Linked DNA regions of Homo sapiens: region 1 is linked to region 2. Evidence: chromatin loops called from intact Hi-C (ENCODE). Cell type or tissue: A673. All regions are shown on one strand. Links, peaks and the distances in the headings refer to the core of each region. The heading gives the core; the rest is flanking DNA.

What was found. Peaks named below come from ENCODE experiments on the same cell type or tissue, not always from the same donor. Only the 100,000 strongest peaks of a DNase experiment are listed, where the experiment ranks them.
Region 1: it touches region 2 in a loop (7-fold over the local background); 2 of 110 quality-filtered maps call a loop at or near these places.

Annotation. Positions count from the first base shown.
Region 1 is chr2:103,286,284-103,291,673 of GRCh38, reverse strand. No RefSeq gene overlaps it. Among named protein-coding and RNA genes, the nearest start is that of LINC01935, 300 kb to the right of the region's middle. In A673, for the core only: a CTCF peak has its summit at 2,386; no DNase peak of the experiment used is centred there.
Region 2 is chr2:104,409,776-104,415,165 of GRCh38, reverse strand. LINC01831 (long intergenic non-protein coding RNA 1831) reads left to right here and starts at 1,135. Exons shown (of 2, transcript NR_135589.1): 1 at 1,135-1,207; 2 at 2,497-3,014. LOC124908058 (a long non-coding RNA gene) reads right to left here. Exons shown (of 2, transcript XR_007088675.1): 2 at 3,454-3,985. RefSeq lists an enhancer at 1-276. In A673, for the core only: a CTCF peak has its summit at 2,559 (motif pointing right); no DNase peak of the experiment used is centred there.

The DNA.
Region 1 (5,390 bases), core at 195-5,194, 1.1 Mb after region 2:
AGAAACAAGTTTTGGAGACTTTGCTTTACGAAAAATTTATATACATGGGAATATGCATAGGGAGCCATGTCCTCTCTTTTCCAATGTATTTGATCTGATGTGTTCAGAAAGATATTCAGTAGAGTGACAGTCTTAGCAAAAAGGACTGGTGACATTTCAGGGCTTCCTTTTCATTGACATCCAATACCACTTCGTGCTGCACAAGCAGGTTGGCCTAGCCTAGCATTCAGCCCACAGTGAGCAATCAATAAACGTTGTTGACTGACCTCCGTTGGTGCACCCAACACATCAACCCATGGACTCTGCAGCCTCATTACAGAACCATCTTGGGGGACATGCCATTTTGAAAGTTTTACAAATATTTTTAATACAATGAGTGAGTGAATGAAGTAGCTGGTAATTATGACTCCATTGCTAGAATTCCCAATCCCTAATCCTTCCAAACTTGCAGCAACACATGTCTCTGTTTCCAATGAATGCCATGATTCACCTCACTTAGGAGAGATCTCTCCACTTCATGCAGAATAGAAATTACGGACATATAGAAATGTGTACAATATAAATGACTTGAAATATATGTTCTATAATATTGGCTGTACTGTAGTCCACTAGCTGTCAAAAAACTGTATATAATTATGCTCATTAAGAAAAAACAGGCATATATTCAATTACTTTTCTGCTGCCAGAATAGTTTTCTCTTCTATTATATCAAATATCTTAGTTTATGCCATGCATGTTAAAGTTTACCACTCCTTGAGGCTTGTAACTGCAACATTTTTGAGCTATCTGGAGGATTATAATTGCGTGCACATACCAATTATGGATTGGATTCAGCATTTTCAGATAACTTCCCAAATCGCAAAGACAGCACAGTGGTCTCCAGGCATTTTCAGGCCAGTTTGATTACAGGTGTAGTACACACAGTCTTGTTAGTTCTCCTTGATGAGGGCTTCCTTTCCCTGCTGGGTCTCTGGGAGAGAAACTGACCATTGCTTTTCACTAACAATTTCTTCTCATTCCCCAGAGATGCCTTAATGAGCCCCTCGGACATGGCCAAAGGCAATCTTGTTCTCTGGGCCAGTGAGGTGAAAAGCCAAAGCTTAACCTACCAGGCAAGCAATAATTAATAAGGTATCTTTGATTCATCTCAATTCATTAACAAAGTTACAAGTTTGAGGGCCTAAAGGAACACAGTGTTTTTCTGTCATTTCATTTACAAGTATTGAATGAAACACCCATGCCAAGGTATGTTAAAAAAAAATTAACTTACAAAGAAAATAAATGAATGTAGAATACTAATTGGGTGAAAGCAACTGACAGATACTGCAAAAGATTGATTTTAGGGAAAATGGAGAAATCTGTTTTCTGTTTATTTTAAGGACAGGAAATGAATACTGATTAGAAATGTATAGGCAGTTGCGTCGTGCAGCATTTGGTAATGTTTTCACTGGATATTTGATTTGTCTAAGTTTTTCCCAGATTTTAGATTGGATGCCAGTTATCAGAGTGAGTTTTTTGTCTAATAGTTAGTTGGACTTCCTTGGATACATGGCTCTTAAATTATGAGCATTTGCAATGCCTTCCTGTGGAAAAAATAATTCAAGCACAAATGTCACATTGCCACAGAAATACCTCTTTTAAGTAGGCAAAAGAAGTCTGAGATGATGCGGTTCAATTTCTGCTGGCTTATTTTTTTTCCTAAGAATCTGTTGTGAATTTGTTTAAAAGAAAATGACCCTTTTGGATTTGTAGGAATCTGGAAGTGTTATGCTATTATTCCTTAAATGTGCAGTATGGATATATGTCTGTCTATCTATCTATCTATCTATCTATCTATCTATCTATCTATCTATCTATGTATCTACCTACCTACCTATCAATCATCTACCTATCTATCTGATAGGTAAAATATCCTCAGATAGATATCCTCTAGGATAAAAGCAAAAACAAAGCAAAGCCATATTTCTACATAAGAAATGTTAGTTTTAGACGAGTGTATTAGAATGCAACCCCTCAGAGAAAGAGAGGAAGTATCAATCACTGTGGGTGCACATTAAGCTGTTCCTTAGTATTGCCATCCGGTTTAAGTGGGGGAGGGCTCATCTCATCTGCATTTGTTGTATTCCAGTCTTGCTAGGGGGCCTGCCTCCGCAGTGAATAAGGTGACTGTGGGAACAGCTTGGAGGTGGCAGAAAGGCTATAGCAGAGTCAAGCTGCTTCCCTAATCAGCTTTGCTGGGACCGCTGTATGATAGCCTCTGTGAAGAAATTTAAAGACCCTTATGCAGTATCTCCTGGAACTGTGTACAGTGTACATGGGCTGGAGTCAAACTATTCTGATTCTTCATGGGAATTTTGGAAATGCAGTAGTGAGGTTGTAGTGACATCTAAAGGCAGACTCTTCAACTTGTACTGCACTTCCAGACAGCTTGCTCCTTTTTACCAATGCTTCTAATGATAGCTTCTGACATATTTCTCCTAAAATCTGCACAAAGCAGCTTTACCTCAGGTCTTCTCTTTTCTCAGTCTGTATCGTTGAGAGTGGGAATTTTCTTGCCATCTGTGAATTCCTCTCTTGTGTACAATATTCTATCACTTCTGTCGCTGCTGCAAGGTTGTCTTCTCCTCTGAAACCAATACCCTTAACAATTATTTGGCCTCATCTTGAGGCCAAACGAGGCTAAAGTATGTAAAACACACCTTGGGTGAGAACCTCCACTCCCCTGTGCCAAGATTCTGCCTTGGTGGCAATTACACAGCTGGCTGGCTATGTAATGCTCCCTTTCCTGCGTTCCTGGAGCTAACAATATGCTCCAGAGGCTGTATAAATTTCCTCTGAGGGGTAGGCTTTGTCCAAGCCACCTGCTGCTATCATGAATTGGATGCAACTGCCTTGCCACTTGGCACAAGGAAATACGCACTTTTAATGTTGGGTGCCCACATTTGAACCGTGTTTCTTTTCTTCTTCTTTGGATAAAATGACCTTTACCTTTAGCTTTTCTTTTTTTGCATCCTCAATTCCGTAGGCTTCTTCCTGCCACTTCCTCACTCTCCGTAGGGACTTTTAACCTTGCCCTTGACTATCCTGCAAAGAGGGCTGGCTTTTCACCACCACCTCCTCCCCAAGCATCCTCGCTGTGGCCATTTCAGTGACCTGCTGTCTTGTTTTGGATGAGCTTCTCAGTCTCCTGGTGTGCAGAGTAGTGAGCCTAAAAGTTCTCATACTTTGATTTGCTTTTACCATCCTTAATCAGATGCATCCCATTGGTAAATTTGGACAAGGGCAAGAAAATTAGACCAAGTACACAAGGCAACAGAGTATTTTGCATGCAGGTGATTCCCAACAATAAGAAAACCTGAATTATTGCTCTCCATTGAGGGGATGGCAGTTTTTCTTTTCTGTTTCTTCTTCTTTAATGGCCTCAGGGAAAGACCTATAAAGTTGCATTGAATAGTTGGAAGATAATAACACTAGTGGTAAATGTCCCTGCATAGGTCCACCACCCTGCCCCTGGCAGTAATCCTGGCCTTGGGGATCTGAAATTTCCTAAAGATGTATTAGTGTCGTATACACATGTGCGCTTGTACGCTCATAATCCTTTTCTCTGGCTTCTTAGCTGCATGCTTTGTATTTAAATTTTCCTTCTGACCAAGTAAATCCCTTTGGATGAAGTGACAGGGTCTTTTCAGCACCCATAGCTGGTGACAGCTGGTGGAGAAACTCTGAAAGGCTGCAAAGTGTTCCTTACTAGCTTTCTTCAAGACCAGTGCCAGCCACCAGCTGAGCGATTTCTTAGTTCTCCCTTCAGGCATCAGTCAGTTGAAGAGGCTCACAGTAAATGCTAAAATATAATAGATATTAATATAAAAGACAATATCTGTACTTCTGGCTTAACCATGCCTTTAATTAGGTACTTCTTTATTATATGTGAACATGGAAACTTTTCATTAATTCTGGTGCAACCCTTTATTAATACTGTATGAAGTATATTCTGGCATCTGAAATGCAGTGAAAACGGCTTTGAAAGCAGTGATTGCCGATAACCTTTGAGGAAAAAAAAAAAAAAAAACAGCTCGCAGGGCCAGATGCATGCTGTTCCCCCTTCTACACTGAAGTTTCCCTGTGAATTTTAACTTGTAATATATTCTGTTGTTTTAAATGAAAATTGAAAGATGTCTCTTTTTGTGGGGGGGGGGGGTGGTCCCTGTGGCCCATTGCTATTGTTAGATTAAGTAATGAGGTAATGACAAAGATTCAACCTAAATAAGAAACTAGACTTTGAATTAATGTGGGCATTAGCAGTAAGATAGACCCCATGTGGAATTGTTTAGTTTTGAATAGTTACCTAACCAGATGCCAGGTCTATATTTTCTGAAAAAGCAAAATAAAATAATATTTTCGGGGGAACACAAGATAATCATTTTACAGCAACATTTTGTTGTCATTAGGATTTCTTTATAAAGCTGGATTTCTCATATACCTAATAATCCTTCTAGAAATTAAGCATCTGCTAACATAAAACATGTCTAAAATGTAAAGTAATATACCGTTTCTAAAGATGTCTAGCTATAGATTCCTTTTCACGTACTTTCTCCTTTACTACTTTTGCTTACTCTTTTCTTAATTTTTTGAAGCATGAAAAGAGTTGAGAGAGTATTTTATTATTTTTGTGTGGATACATATAAATTATCCCTTGAAACTAGGCTTTCAGGGAAGAAGTATTTGTTGCTGTATATTATGTCCATGTGGAGATCTGATAGAGCATAGACTTAAAGTCATGCAGATGGCCAGATATGTTGGTTATTCCAGAACTTTGAGAAGTCTTGCTTGAGACAAATTATTTGACAATGCAAAATTAATAGCAGAGTCTACCATTCTGGTTTGGTAACAAAAAATTACATAGAAATGAAAACTTTTCTTCACACATGCAGAAATGTGTGTGTGTGAGTGTGTGTGTATATATAATCTTCCTCTTGCATTTCCATTGCTTTTTAAATTGATATAATTTTGCTATTAAATGAATCTGACATCCTGAGAATATTTCAAGAAACTTGAATACTACATTTCTTGCTATGATTCAGTTTTACAGAAACTGTTACACTTGAATCTACTAAGTTAGAGATGAGAAAATTAATACAAAAATAAAAGAAAATAGTTGAACTTTACCTTATATTTCAAAGTCCAAAACGATGTATTGGCAGCAAAACAGATTCTGTGACTTTTGTGGAAGAGAGTGGTTCAATTTGGAGTTTTAATTCCTGAGTTTTTTATTTTTGTTGTTCTGCATTTAGCATTCCAAATTTTCTTACATCTGTACCTCTGTTTGGGAGGAGGAAATGTACAGGATGGGAAAAGGGAACCGGAGGCTTTTACAGGTATAAATATGTAAC
Region 2 (5,390 bases), core at 205-5,204:
TAGAGAAATCGGGGAATAGCAGTTACTTATTTATCTCACGTATTGCTCCTTGCTACCTCCCCACCACCACCGGCACGACCTCTGAAGGCACACATTAATTTCACCTCAGTATTTCCATAGCATCAATGAATAAAAACTGACTACATTTTCAACAAACGCACATGTCCTGATAAATGAGGGTCCTGACTTAATTGCTCTGTAAATTAAGAGCTCACCGTAGTGACAATAGAGAAGAGTTTTAATATTTAAAAACTCATTAAATTTGTGTACTTTGTGAATAATTAAAGTCGCAGGACCACTTTAAGGGGCTAATGTAAGTTTCATTCTTAAATGTATATCACGGATGAGGATAATTCATCTACCAAAAAAAAGCCAATTTTTTAAATTGCTAAATTTGGTTACTTTTTTTTGTCCTAATTGGTTACTTTTGGTCCTAATTTGTCTGTGGCTTTTTCCTCATCCTTTTTTTTTTTTTTCCAAATGACAATGACTGAATTAAAATGTTGTGGTCTGCGGGTTTAAAAGTCAGTTATCTGTTTATACAAAAAAAAACGATCTGTTTATACAAAAAAGAACCAGGCAAAACACACCTGGTTGGCTTCACCTTTTTTCTTATACATGAACTAAACTTTTTCATTTGCATTTGATTGTTTTCATTTGAAGTGTGCTCTAATTTGAACTATTCCCCCCCCCAAAAAAAAGTTCTGTTGTTTTTGTTTATGACTTACAGCTGTGTAAAGATCTAAATGTGTAAGTATGTGTGACGATGACAAGATTTGAAAAGATTTGTGCAAACCACAAATCCTGGTGATTACAAAAGGGAGGCTCTCTTGAAAGAGTTCACGTCAAAACCCCTGAATAACCACTAAACATAGAGAGCAGAGATTCTTTCTCCTTTATATCAAAACTTTGTCTTTAAAAGTGATGACTGCTCTAAGAATGATCTATGATTTTCCAGCCTGGTGTTCACAGTTGGGAAAGGGTCTAGTTCTGGGTCAACGAGGCTTCTGTGTCATCTTTGTATTTTTCACATCTCTTACTCCTCCTGTCCACATGTCAATGTTAGTATTGTCATCGATATTTAGTCAATAATTAAGCTGACACTCTTGGTCTGCTCAGTTTTCGGAGATCACTGGACATTTTGAAGTGTGAGCTCTCTGTGGAAGGCAAGCATACGGAACTCCGTCTGGTATTTCTTCCTGGAAACGTACGTACCATTTTTGAAAGAATCACTTTCTTGTGAACTCGATACTTCTGAAAATAAAAATGAAAAAAAAAAAAGCTGGGGCTGGGCCTTGGGGGTTCACTTTAATTAAATTGGAACATTGATCTGTCTTCAAGCAACCCTTAGCAGGGAAAAGAGGTGTCTACCGAAAAAGGAGACAATATTCATAAATCGTTGTTTTATTACAAGTTGGAAGAAGTGAAGTGGATTTCCTAGGATGTGGGTAGGGGCACACCTATTATTCTTAAAGGAGTATGATTCCAGTTCTTGTCTTTAAAAGAAATAGATGAATGCGGTAGCAATCCAAAGTCTGTGCTCCTGTGCCCTTCTAATAGAAGAAATCACAAAAATGTAGAGAAAAGTAGGTAAGAAATGCACATGCAGGATAAAAATGTAAAAGGTAAACTATTTTTTTATGCTATCAATTCATTATCACAACTGCTGAATGTTCCTCTGTCTTAGACTAGGGGCTATCTTTCCAGAGTTCTCAACTGTAAGAAAACTATTATATTAAAATGCTCTCACAATGAATCCCATGGGATTGGGGAAAGCTATGTTGCAAATGGGATTTTGCACTGTGTGAATTGCCAATCCCAAAAGATTGTGAGATCCTGTGGCTAGGCACAGGTTCTACAATATGTGCATTTGTGAAAAGGGAATGTCATCACTACATATTATTTTTACCTTTGGCAAGAATTTTATAAAATTTCAGAGCTTATCACACTCAAAAATACTTCTATAAGGGTGGCAAAATCTACATGAAATCGCTCTGGATGCCATACTATCATGCATTTATTAATTTGTTCTCATATTGTTTTTGCTTTATTTGACCTGGAAAATAAATGAAAACTGTAAGTTGCTAGTCCTATAAAATCATCCACCTGTTGAAAGCATAGCATAGCAAATACCACCATGGACATCAGGGAGGAAAAGGTAAGGAAAAGGAGTGAAACTTAGGAGAACGGATGCCAGAAAAAAAAAATGCAAGGAAGAAAATAATGGGAGATGGAAGTCTCCTTTCTCTTTTTAGCTTCTATTTTGGATATGAGCAGATGAGAAAGGAAAAGAAATTGATATGGAGAGAAACACATGGTGGAGAGTAACACAAGACCATAATACACAGAGCCACTTGCCCCAATAAAAATGTCATGTCACATGCTAAAGGACAGAGGAAGCACAGAATTGCCCATATTAAGTTTTTACTTTGTTACAAAGCATTCACTAAAAGAAAATTGGTTAAATCTGACCACATCACTGTTTGTCTTTTTCAGAAACCTACTCTCAGAAAACCCATTGAAGTCCCTGTTTTACAACTAACATAATGGGCGTGTGGAAATGCCTCTCCATCCACCAGGGGGCAGAAACGAACCCTTTGATTGGCCAGAGATCTTTGGACTTCAACTTTGATTTGGAATAGTTGTAATTTGCATAGCCTTTTCACTCTCAGACATCACTCTTTCTGTCACTAGGAACATAACCATATAGACTTTTCAAAGAAACCTCTTAATTCTGTGTGAAACTCTAAACTTCACTCTACCAATAAACTTCCCCACATTCACACTAGAGAGATGTGATGGGAATGCTGGGTCTTACATATGGTGGTCTTCATATTTTCGTGGATTTGTCTTTTGAGGCATGGAGTGCCTGACCTTTGCGTATGCAAGATTCGCTAGCATGTAAACTCTGTCACTGTCTCCCAAGAACACAGAAACAGGGCTATTAATAATTTTAATGCTTACTGTTTTGTGTAGCTTTTTTTGCAGAAACTGTCTATTAAAAAGTCAAATTTGGTGGTGCTTTTCTTGTGTTTTTGGTGGGGAGGCGGACCGCTTCCTGGAAGGAAGGGATGTGTGTAATGTATATAAAGTCACCTTGTGCTATTCTCATTCAGTTTAGCACCGTGCTGCTCAGTGATCATGGCCTTCATCAATGCAAGCATCAAAGTAAGGGTGGCCATTTCAGGAGAACTAAATGTTAGAAATAATTAAAATAACTACAACTGACATATACTCAAGGGAGCCATAAAATGTAGCCTTCTCTGATGTCCAATATGTAGCTGAACTGAAATACAATCCTTTAGCATCTGAACAAGTAAAAAAAAAAATCTGGCTCAGGAATTGTCATTGGAGTTGGTTTCTCACCACATTTCTGAATAGTTTACATCTGTTGACCAGCCCTAAGTCCTACTTAACATATGCAATCTGATGAGAGATCACAGTCTGAATTAATTGATGTAAAATAGATTGAGTTTAATTAGCACATCTTTACTATACTGTGTTGAAGATGTGGCATTTAAATAAAACTAGAACAATATCCAGTAGCACAAACATTATCGTATACAGAGATTTTAAAGGAAATCATAATAAGAAACATGAAGCCTATTGAACTCCATTAAAAAGCCAAACCACAGGGAGGTAGCCAGTCAGAAAGTACAGCCCTTGAATTTATTTTAAAAACCTACCAGTACAGCCATGCTTCTATTGCTGAATCACATCTGCCATCACTGATCTTGCCAGAAGATATAATGTAATAAAACAAACCCAGGTGATTTCAGAACCATCCATTTTTCTTTTTCTTTAAAAGTATGGGAAACAAACTCTTGGGCATGTTGGTAGTATTTTCTGGTGGTGATGAGCTCCTCTTGTCCCAAGCTCAGGCTCCCTGGTAATGGAACCCACTGTACATGCATTCGAATTTCCTCTGTGGTTCACTCTCTGTCCTTTGGAGGCTGTTGTGACAGGGCTGCTCCTTAGTGACTTCCTGGGATAGGCATGACATCAATTAGACACACACCCCACGTACTTTAACACTAACCATGACACTAAAGTGGTAAAATCCATAATAAGTAAATCCAACAACATATACATAAGCAAGATGGCAAATAGCTCAATCTTTCCTAAAATTATACATCCTTGTACTCAAGAAAACATTTGCTTCATTCAGGATTTTCCTGTGGTGATCCATCTCACTTCTATTTCTTCAGTGTTCTAACTTCATGAGTAATTTCTTTTTTTCCTTACTCTTAAAGCTATCCAACCTTGAGTTTGATTATTAGTACTTTTGTTTTTCTTTCCAAATAACAAAGAGAAAGTTCCAAGAGTTCTTGTTTGTAGGTGAAAATGATACTACTGGTTGGGCTTCGGTAGGTCATTTGCTTTGAGTTGTTTTCTAGATACAGGCTTATACTAATCTTTTTATTTTTCTCTTACCTAGCCCTGCCTATCCTCCCATCAACGATTCTTTTTTCCAACAATACTAAGTACTAGGTTGTCATTAGGTTTTAGAACAGACTGAAACAAACAGGCAGATTTTGATATGGGTATTCATGACCTGGGCTCCAACAGCCTAGTTCTCTATTCAAGGATCAAGCCAACCATCTGATGCCATACACATCTAATACTTTCTCAAAATATCACACTTTTATTTGGATCTCCATTAGATCCAAATAAATGATAAAATATCATATTTCAAAAAGCTATCTATATCATCAAAAATTCATCCTTGAAATTTTTAAAGGAAGTTTTTCTCTCTGGAAGAAAAAACGGAGCATGTCAAACCAATTATACATACAGCTGTCTAATTGCTTGCACATTTGAGGCCAGTAGGAACCAACTGTCACTGCAAGAGATAGACGTAAATCTGGCCCTTGGTGCCTGGAGGACTGACCTGTTCAGATCTGTGGTTCCATAGGCATTTATATCTAGTCTACAGGTACTGCTGGATTTTTGGTGTTGACATTTTAAGTAGTTTAATATTATTCGAATGAGACAAAATTGAAAAAGCCTCAGAAAAGGAAATGTTTTGCTGATCTGAAACACAAATCCTGCTTGAACTCCAGTGATGTAGTTCAAGGACATAACAGAACCAAAGGTAATGTTCTGATAAAATTTAGACATTTCCAAATCCATATTCAAATATGGGTATTTATGATGCATCTTGGACTCCTTGACATGTAGGAAAGTCCAGGCACCTCCATGACCTCTGAATCAGCTAGGGATAAATAGCTCAAAAATCTGTTTTAAGGGGGAAAAAAACTGATGATCAAGAGCTCTGAGCATATGAATAACAACTATAACTCATATAACAATACTAACGATATTACTAGGTGTTGTGTTCAGTTCTATGCAAATGATCATCAGGCAAGTGTGTTTCTCTACATCTAAAA